Linked DNA regions of Homo sapiens: region 2 is linked to region 1. Evidence: read pairs that join two places in POLR2A ChIA-PET (ENCODE). Cell type or tissue: OCI-LY7. All regions are shown on one strand. Region 1 overlaps GRIK4 (glutamate ionotropic receptor kainate type subunit 4). Region 2 has its middle 47 kb from the start of SC5D.

Region 1 (5,000 bases):
TATTCAGTACAGTTACATGCTGTGTAGGCTTGTAGCCTAGGAGCAATACGCTGTTTCATGTAGCCTAGGTGTAGGAGGCTATACCATCTAGGTTTGTGTAAGTCACTCTGTGATGTTCACACAATGACTAAATCACCAAACAAAGCATTTCTCAGACCGTATCCCATTGTTAAGCAATACAGAACTGTACAATACGGTTTTATTAACTTTAATCTTCATTTTGTACACTAGATCTCTAAACTTGTTCTTCCTATATCTCTGCTATTTTGTGTCCTTTGACCTGTATCTCTCCAATTCCTACCCCTCTACCATGCCCACTCATAATAACCATTGCTTCCTTCTCTGTGAGTTTGAGCTCCTTTTCTAATATTCCACATTTAAGTGAGATCATGCAATATTTCTCTTTCTGTGTCTAGCTTATTTCACTTGGCATAATTTCCTCTAGGTTCATTCAGGTTGTGGCAAATGGCAGGATCTCCTTTTTAAGGGTGAGTAGTATGCCATTGTGTACACATACCACATCCTCTTTATCCACTCATCCGTTGATAGACACTTAGGTTGTTTCTATATCTTGGCTAATGTGAATAATGCTGGAGTGAACATAGGAGTGTGGATATATTTACAAGGTGATTCCATCTCCTGTGTGTATATACCCAGAAGAGGGATTGCTGCGTCATATGGTAGTTCTATTTTTAATTTCTTTAGGAACCTCCATATTGTTTTCTGACTTAGATTTTAAAGGGATCACTCCAGTTGCTGCATTGAGAATAGGCTGAAGGGAGATCCATTTAGGAGGCTCTTGCAGTAATCCAGGTGAGAGAGGTTGCTGGCTTGTCCAGGATGCAGCAGTAAAGGTGGTAAGAAAGGTTGGAATTCTGGATAGATTTTGAAGGTAAAGCCAACAGAATTTCTTGATGGTCTGGATATGAGATGTGTATGTGTAAGAGAGACAGATCAAGGGTGATTCCAAGCTTTTTTTTTTTTTTTTTTTTTTTGAGATGGAGCTTCACTCTGTTGCCAGGCTGGAGTGCAGTGGTGCGATACCGGCTCACTGCAATCTCTGCCTCCCAGGTTCAAGCAATTGTCTTGCCTCAGCCACCCGAGTAGCTGGGACTACAGGTGCACGCCACCACGCCTGGCTAATTTTTGTATTTTTAGTAGAGATGGGGTTTCACCATGTTGGCCAGGATGGCCTCGATCTCTTCACCTTGTGATCCGCAGGCCTCGGCCTCCCAAAGTGCTGGGATTACAGGCGTGAGCCACTGCGCCTGGCGACTCCAAGGTTTTTACCTTGGTACTTACGAGGGTAGAGTTGGCATTTGCTGCAGTAGGGAAGGAGGTTGGGCTGGTTTAGGGGTAAGAGGTGTCTGAGCCGAATCTTGGTATGCCAAATGTGAGATGCCTGTTAGACAACCTGTGGAGATGCAGGGTGGCAGCTAGAATGTGAGTCTAGAGTTCAAGTGACAGAATTCTACTGGAAACGTAAATTTGGGAGTAATCAATATACAGATTGTACTTAAAGCCACGAGACTGGGTTTGTACAGACAGAGAAGAGGACAAGGACAGAGCTCGGGGGTGCTTTGAACTGAAGAGGTCAGAGGGATGCAGAGGAGCCCATAGAGGAGGATGAGAAGCAGCAACCAAGGGGCAGGAGGAAAGCTGGGTCAGCATGGTCTCCTGGAAGCCAAGGGAAGAAGTGATCAGTGTCACAAACCTCTTGAGAGGCCCAGGGAGACGAGGACTGACAGGTGGGCTCACTGCTCTGGAGATTTTTGTTTCACTTTGTTTTTAATGCTCCACATTAAAACAATATCCCATGGGTCATGGCCTGAGGACGTTTCTATCTGAGTAGAGCTTGAGGCTTCAGCCCTGCAGAAAGCAGGAAGGAAGATGTATTTGTATCGAAAAGAAAAAAGGAAGTTACCAGCACACTTTTAAGTTCACTGTCTTGTTTTATTTCCATAAGTCCTTTTAGGGGAGTATTTGTAGTGCTTTGCCCAATTTAAGATGAAGAAAATGAGGTGCAAAAAAGCAACATAGCTGCCTTTAGTTCAGAGGCTTTGAAATCAGTGTTGGTCAATAGAACTTTCTCGATGATGGCAATGTTCTGTATCTGCTTTGTCCAGCATTGAATCTGTGGGCTACCTGTGGCTACTGAGCACTTGAAATGTGACTTTTTGGCTAGTTTTTAAATTGCATTTGACTTAAATTCATCTAAATTTAAATATAAAGAGCCATCTGTGGCAAGTGGCTACCTTAATGGACAGAACAATTCTAAGTGGTCATATTTACACTAGATTTAAACCTGGGTGTTCTGATCCAAGGCCTGGGGTCTTTCAACCTACCCTCTGCTTCCCAAGAAGGTAGCATAATGTTCTAAAGGGGGCTGGATTGGCTTGAGGTGATGAGTCTTGGAGGGTGGATTTGGAGAAGGAGATAATGTATGTGACCTAGGCGTGGTCTAAAGTTCTAGGGTTTATTAGCCAGTTTACAAGCTCTCTAAAGTCTCCTGAAGCCTGTTTCTTCCACTGTCAGCCCAACCCAGGCTGTAAGGTTGGGCTTACAGGAGTAAGGGTGAGGACCCAGGAGTAAGGGTGAGGACAGGAGGGTATATCTAGTATATGTACCACTTATAAATCCTACCGTCTGTCAATTTCCTTCATGAAACTTCCCCTGTCCACTCAGCCGTATCTCCTGAGCAGCAAATCATTTAAATTCCTTTGAAATACTGTTACTTAAACTTGTTTTTGGACACTTAGATTGTACCTATTATTACCATTACTATTTCGGTTGTGTCTGTGTGCTGCTTTCTGAATCTCTTTATAAACTCCTGGAGGCAGGTGAATTATGTCCTGTTTCCTATACATGGTAGGTACAGGATGGGGTGGTATAAAGAGCACTCGTCTTGATCATCTTTGGTAGCACTAAAGCCAAGAATGATGCTTACAAAATTGTGGGACCTCAACAGATGTCTGTTTAATAACTGAATGGCTAAACTTAGAACCACATAGTTTTAGTTTAGATTTCTGAGTTTCCGTTCACTAGCTTTGTTGCCAAAGGCGAAAAACGAAACTCTTTGAAACCCAATTTGCTCATCTGTCAATTTGTTCATCTATCAAAAGCAGTGTATTTCTTGTGTTCTCGTGAGGGTCAAATGAGATAATAACCATAGAAGTTTTTGCACAGTGCCTGGCACATAGTAGGTGCTTATTTATTAAGTGTTAATGTTTCTTTACTTTTCTTATGATGATATATATGCGGTTTATTCTTCACTAGACTGTGGTCTTATGGCAAATGGGGATTGTATTTTACTCACTGTTGTCCTCCATAGCACTCACACAGTGCCCTGAGCATATTAGGTTCTTAGGAAGAGCTATTGGATTTATTGCTTGCTGGATACCTCTGGTCGCAGCTCAGGAGATGCAGCTGAATGAGACATGACCCAGGGCCAACAGGGAACATTTGGGAGTGCCCAAGCTTAGAGCAGTCACAGCCTCTATCTCAGCTTCGAAGCCTGCACGTAATTTACAGTCTCATTCCTTCTGTTTCTCAAGTGGCCATTTAAATTCTTTAGATTGCAGGGCTGTCATAGATAATTCCTCTACTAGAATGTAAGCTCTGTGAGGATAGACATTTTTGCTTGCTGTTGTGTCTAGAACAGGGCTGGGGCATGGTATGTGGTCGGTAAATGTCAGATGAAGGAATGAACACAGGTGGGGCATGGGAAGCAATATTGTACAACATAACTCTGCAAACTTTTTTTTTTTTTTGTAAAGGACCAAAGAGTAGGTACTTTAGACTTGTATACTATAGTATCTCTGTTGAGATTATTAACCTCTGCCATTCTAGCTCAAATGGAGTCACAAACAACATATAAACAAATGAGCAGGTCTATGTTCCAAAAAATGTACTTTACAAAAACAGGTGGCATGTGGTTTTCCAGTTGTCCCAGAACCATTTGTTGAATAGACTGTTCTTTCCCTAGTGAATAGTCTTAGCACTCTTGCCAAAGATTAATTGGCCATAGATGTTTCAGTTTTTTCTGGACTCTCAATTCTATTCCATTGACTGTATGACTATCCTATGCCAATAACACACTGTTTTGATTACTGTAGCTTTGTAGTTAGTTTTGAAATCAGGTACTGTGAATCCTCCAGTTTTGTTTGTCTTTTTCAATGTTGTTTTGGCTGTTCATAGAGTCCCTTGCAATTGTATATGAGTTTGAGAATCAGCTTTTCCATTTCTTTCTTTTCTTTTTTTTTTTTTTTTGAGATGGAGTTTCACTGTTGTCTTGCAGGCTGGAGTGCAGTGGCACAATCTCGGCTCACTACTGCCTCCTGGGTTCAGGCAGTTTTTCTGCCTCAGCCTCCCAGGTAGCTGGGATTACAGGTGCCTGCCACCTTGCCCAGCTAATTTTTGTATTTTTAGTAGAGACAAGGTTTCACCATGTTGGCCAGGCTGGTCTCGAACTCCTGACCTCAGGTGATTTGCCCACCTTGGACTCCCAAATTGTTGGGATTACAGGTGTGAGCCACTGCACCTCGCCCAGCTTTTCCATTTCTATAAAAAGCCACTAGAATTTTGATAAGGATTGCATGGAATCTGTAGATCGCTTTGGGGAGTATCGCCATCAAAACAATATTAAGTCTTCCAATCCATGAAAACGAAATGTCTTTTCATTTAATTGAGTCGTCTTTAATTTCTTTCAGCAATATTTTGTAGTTCTTAGTGTACAAGTCTTTTACCTCCTTAGTTAAATTTATTCCTAGGTATTTTGTTCTTTTTAACGCTATCGTAAATGGAAATATTTCTTAATTTCTTTTTCAGATTGTCCGTTGCTGGTATCTAGAAACTCAACTGATTTTGGCACATTGATCTCATATCCCGCAAATTTGCAGAATTTGTTTATTAGCTCTAGTAGTGTTCGTGGATTCTCTGGGATTTTCTGGAGGCCCCAGCATCTCAGGCTCCTGTCTGACATTCTCCTTTAGCTCTGGTGA
Region 2 (5,000 bases), 640 kb after region 1:
TGAGTATTCTCAGGCTTGTGGTCCACCACAGCACCTGATTCTCTCTTAACTTGAAGAGTGTTCATCCTTTTTACAAATAAGTGGTGAGCTTCCTTCACAGAGATGTGTGTATTGTGGAGGTAGTGGATGGAGGGGTGTTTCTCTTGCAACCAGAGCCCAGAAATGTTGTTTCCAATCAAAGGATTGATATCTGTTCTGCTGGAAGGCTGGGTTGGAGGCATCTGCATTTTGGTTTAGAAGATCTACTCCTAACCCTGCTGCCAGCAACAGAACATAAGGAGAAGAAGGAAGCTCTTGTTGAAAGGCAGTTGAGGAGTAGGAAAAAAGTCTTACAGAAATGAATCATCTCCACAGGACATCTGAGCATCTGTTCATTGCCCAGCACTTTCTGAACTAGTCTGGACCAGAGAAGAGGCATCTGTGACTTTATCCAAATGGCCTGGTGTCCTGGGGAATGGGAAGCCACCTATACTGGCCACGCCTCCCACATGTATTATAACTCCACCACCTGCCCTCCCCTCTTCCCCATTCCAGGGACCCCTGAGGGGTCAGCAGGGATGCCCTGCTGGAGTGTGTTCCCCAGGGCACCTTGGGGTGAAGTCCTGATACATACTGTCTCATGTTGCACAAGTCACACTGAAGCCAGCCTCTGCCAGCAGAGAAGTGAAGGCCTTTCAGAAACTATCAGAAATCCAGCCAAGAAATCCATCGCGTCCCTTTGAGAGGGGAAGAAAGAGAGGCAGTCAGTTGACAAGGAAGGAAAGCTCCTGGCAAGAAGCATAACCCAACTCCCAGTCCCAGGGTAGAAGGGAAAGAGAAAGAATTAAGAAAGAAATAGTCAGCAACTTATGTTCCTTTCTATTTTCACAAACAAGATCTGCTGACTGACCTTTCAGATCAGCTGGGAAATGATACCGCACACGGAGCATGCAAATAGGACCCACTGTATTTCCCTGACACTCTGCGCCCTGCCTGCTCCAAGACCCCAGAGAGACCCTGGGGACGCCTCAGTTACAGTAGAAAATCCCAAATGAGCACAGCCTGGCTGGGGAGCCAAGATGGGGCCAAGAATCAAGATTCAGTATCAGGACGGCTCTGGGGCCGTGGCTAAAATGTGTTCTGGGGCATGAATCCTGGTTGCTAAGGTGACAGGCCCAACACCTCATGCTAAGGACAGGACGATGCCCGCTGTGCCTCAGTTGGAAAAGGGGCTTGCCAGTGCCAGATCCCAGGAATGCAGGCCACTCAGCTCCTCCCTCTCTTGAAAGCATATAAAGGGCAAATGGCCCTCCCAGCCACCAGATAAATGTCTGTTTGTCCTTGGGGTGTATTTCTTTTTTAGCAACCTGAACCATCTTCGTCATCTTCAAACTCCAATGCTATTCAACACCCTCCACAATCTAGCCGAAAATTAGTCTTACAGTCCGCCCTGTGAAATAGCCGATCTGAACTGTTCACCGCTCTCAGACCTCCCACCAAACTTGCCATGTCTTTGTTCGAACCATTCTCCGTGCCACGCTTGCCCACCTCCTCACCTCCTTTTAGCTAATACAACCCTACCAGTCCTCCAAAGACCCGCTCGAATGCCACCTCTCTGACGATGCTGTCCCTCATTGTTCCAGCCACAGGTTGTCTATGAAATTTGGGCAGCACCCCTCCTGTGGCTCCTCCCACATACTAGTATACACAGTGGATATTTGTGCGGTTCTCTCCCTTTACCATATTAAAAGCTCCATGTGTTTAGGAAACTGTCTCTTATACTGTCTGTCTCCTGTTCCCTTCATCAGCTAATCCAATACAATGTCGCTATTCCCTTTTCATTGTTCTATCTCATTCCAGCTCCCACCCTTTAAATATGGTGTTTCTCGATCCTGCTCTGAACAATGATCTGACTTTTTTCTGGCCTGGTAGCCTCTGCAGATTCTGGTATGTTTAGAACTACACTTTGGAAGCTTAGTCTGAGGGCATCGCCTGGGAAGGAACGGTGTTGGGGAGAAAATTGGTCCACAGTGTTGCACTGTGCATTCAGAGAGATGTTCATATAAATGGTGCCCCATGAATCATGCAACACGGCTGTGCAAAACAGAGAAGAAGCTGAAAGATGAGTGAAGGGGCTTTTTCAACAACCGAGGCAAAAATCAAATGTAACCCCGGGAAATGGGAAGAAGAGAACAAGTACAAGTGACACCGTAAAGGAAGAAGCAATAAGACATGAGACTCTAAGGGTCCTTTGCTATTTCCTACTTACCTATTATCCATCCCCCCACACCTCTTCTCATACAGAATTCTGATTGCTCTTCCTTTGAGGGACCACCTTTACCATTCACAGGCCATGTGGCTTGAGTGGTGAATGTGATCACCACTGGCCAATGAGATCACCATATCCCCATGAGGACAGGTTTGGAGTAGGCATGTAACCTAAGTCTGGGCAAATAAAAGTTTTATCTGGGACTTTTTTTGTTTTTTTTGTTTGTTTGTTTTTTCCTTTTTAGGCTAGTGTAGCCAAGCTAGAGAACCTTTCAAGAATGAAAAAAAAAAGAAAAAAAAAAGACAAAGACAGCCTTTCCAATCATGTGAGCCAGCCTATTTTCTTTTGGCTCAAATCAGTTGGACTGGATTTCTGTAACACGCAATTGAGAGTCATGGCTAACCTAAGAACTGCCAGATTTTGGACATATGGGAACTGAAGAGTCAAAAACGCCCTGATATTGGGGGATCTGGGAGGAAGGTGATTACCACCATCAATTGTCCAAAGTACAAAAGACAAAGGGATAGTATAAATACCAATATTTAGAAAGCAATATACTACATGAGCTGAAACTCATATAAAAATTTCAACCAAGATTGGTATGTTCAGAGCAAAAAAGAGAAGGGAGGGAAAATGATATATTTTTAACAACCAGTGGAAAGTGAAATTAATTCAGATGCTATTGTACTTCTGCTTTCTTTAGGAAGTGATATCTTCAAACTGAAAAGAATAGTACAAATGCCATAAAAAGAGAAATGAAGGTGAAGATATGTGACAATCTAGTAAAAGAGAATTTACTCACTGAAAATGTGTTCACGTTCCCAGGCCCGTTTGGACAACGTCCTTGAGCACTGGAGGAACTTGAAGGTGTGAACTCAGCATCACTCCAGTTTTCTGTCATTGAAAATGACAGAAAAGAGGAGAGAGAGAGATGCCAAAAGACAATGCCCCAACTTTGAACAAGGGAAAGGGAGGTAGCTTCTGAAAACCTCACACTGAAAATCTAGACATCAATCTGCAGCAAAATTCCAGAGTTGATTATTAAACAAGCGGATGTGAATACTTTAAAAATGAATGCAGTGGTCACCAGAAACTAGTGTGATTATATGTATAAACCAACATCATTGCCCTAGTCTTTTTTTTTTTTTTTTTGAGACGGAACCTCACACTCTCACCCAGGCTGGAGTGCAATGGCGCAATCTTGGTTCACTGCAACCTCCGCTTCCCACGTTCAAGCAATTCTCCTGCCTCAGCCACCCAAGTAGCTGGGATTACAGGTGCCTGTCACCATGCCCGGCTAATTTTTTTTTGTATTTTTAATAGAGACAGGGTTTCACTATATTGGCCAGGCTGGTCTCCAACTCCTGACCTCAAGATCCATCCGCCTCGGCCTCCCAAAGTGCTGGGATTACAGGCGTGAGCCACGGGGCCCAGCCGACCCTAGTCTTTACAATGCCCGAAAAACCCTTCATAATTTGGTGCCTGTTTACTTCTCCTTCTTGGTCCCCTATCACTCTACCCACCTAGTCCACCCCTCACCCCTATCCCCACCCACTGCACACACATACAAGCTCTCCCTCTGCTAAAGCCACCTTCATTCCATTTCTATAATGCACCAAATTCATTCTTTCCAAGGGACTTTGCTATGATGATTCCTGAGGCCTGGAGCCCTCATTACATCCCATTTCAGCATAGCAAGCTACTTCTCACCTATTAGATCATCTCAATACTACCTTCTCAAAAAAAGACCATTACTATTCAGCCATTAAAAAGAAGGAAATTTAGGCCACTGGGGTGGCCCACGCCTGCAGTCCCAGCACTTTGGGAGGCCGAGGTGGGCAGATCACTTGAGGTCAGGAGTTCAAGACCAGCCTGGCCAACATGGTGAAACCTGGTCTGGTCTCTACCGAAAATACAAAAATAAGCCAGGCATGTGACACGTGCCTGTAATCCCATCTACTCAGGAGGCCGAGGCAGGAGAATCACTTGAGCCTGGGAGGTGGAGGTTGCAGTGAGCTGAGACCACGCCACTGCACTCCAGCCTGGGTGACAGAGCAAGACTCTGTCTCAAAAAAAAAAAAAAAAAAAAGAAGAAGAAGGAATTTCTGCAATATGTGACAATATGGATGAACTTTGAGGACATTATGCTAAGTGAAATAAGCCAACCACAAAAGGACAAATACTGCATAATTCCACTTATACAAGGTATCCGAAATAGTCAAATTCTCTAGAATCAAAGAATGGAACGGCGGTTGCCAGGGGCTGGGAGGAGGAGGAAATGAAGGGTTACTCATCGACAGGTGCAAAGTTTCAATTATGTCAGATGAATAAGTTCCAGGAACCTGCAGCAGAACATTGTACCTATGATCAACAAGAATGTATTATATGCTTAAAAATTTGTTGAGGGTAAATCTTGTGTTACAATAAAATAAAAGGCTTTATTAAAATAACTCCCATTCACTCTTGATTCCACAATATTATTTTATTTTCTTCATAGATCATATTCCTATACAAAATAATCTTATTTGCTTGTTTAGCACTTCCTAGAACTGTCCTGTCCAATTTGGCAGCCACTAGCTACATGTGGCTATTGAACACTTAAACTGTGGCTAGTCCTAATTGAGATGTGCTGCAGATGAAATACGCACTGGTTTTCGAATAACAGGTTAAATGCAAAATGCCTCATTAATAAATATTTTGCATATATTCAGTTAAATGTAATCTATTATTAAAATTAATTTTATTTGTTTCC

Evidence for each region. ChIA-PET counts read pairs that join two places held together with the same protein. Peaks named below come from ENCODE experiments on the same cell type or tissue, not always from the same donor. Only the 100,000 strongest peaks of a DNase experiment are listed, where the experiment ranks them.
Region 2: POLR2A ChIA-PET joins it to region 1 with 8 read pairs; 1 of 35 experiments calls an interaction of 5 or more read pairs at or near these places.

Annotation. Positions count from the first base shown.
Region 1 is chr11:120,700,980-120,705,979 of GRCh38, forward strand. The region is part of intron 3 of GRIK4 (glutamate ionotropic receptor kainate type subunit 4); the gene reads left to right. Among named protein-coding and RNA genes, the nearest start is that of GRIK4, 190 kb to the left of the region's middle. In OCI-LY7, no CTCF peak of the experiment used is centred here; DNase peaks (open chromatin) are centred at 1,062, 1,842, 2,752 and 2,812; H3K4me3 peaks cover 2,774 bases; H3K27ac peaks cover 4,650 bases.
Region 2 is chr11:121,337,277-121,342,276 of GRCh38, forward strand. No RefSeq gene overlaps it. Among named protein-coding and RNA genes, the nearest start is that of SC5D, 47 kb to the left of the region's middle. RefSeq lists a silencer at 363-452 and an enhancer at 1,033-1,182. In OCI-LY7, no CTCF peak of the experiment used is centred here; DNase peaks (open chromatin) are centred at 3,005 and 4,535; H3K4me3 peaks cover 1,274 bases; H3K27ac peaks cover 1,900 bases.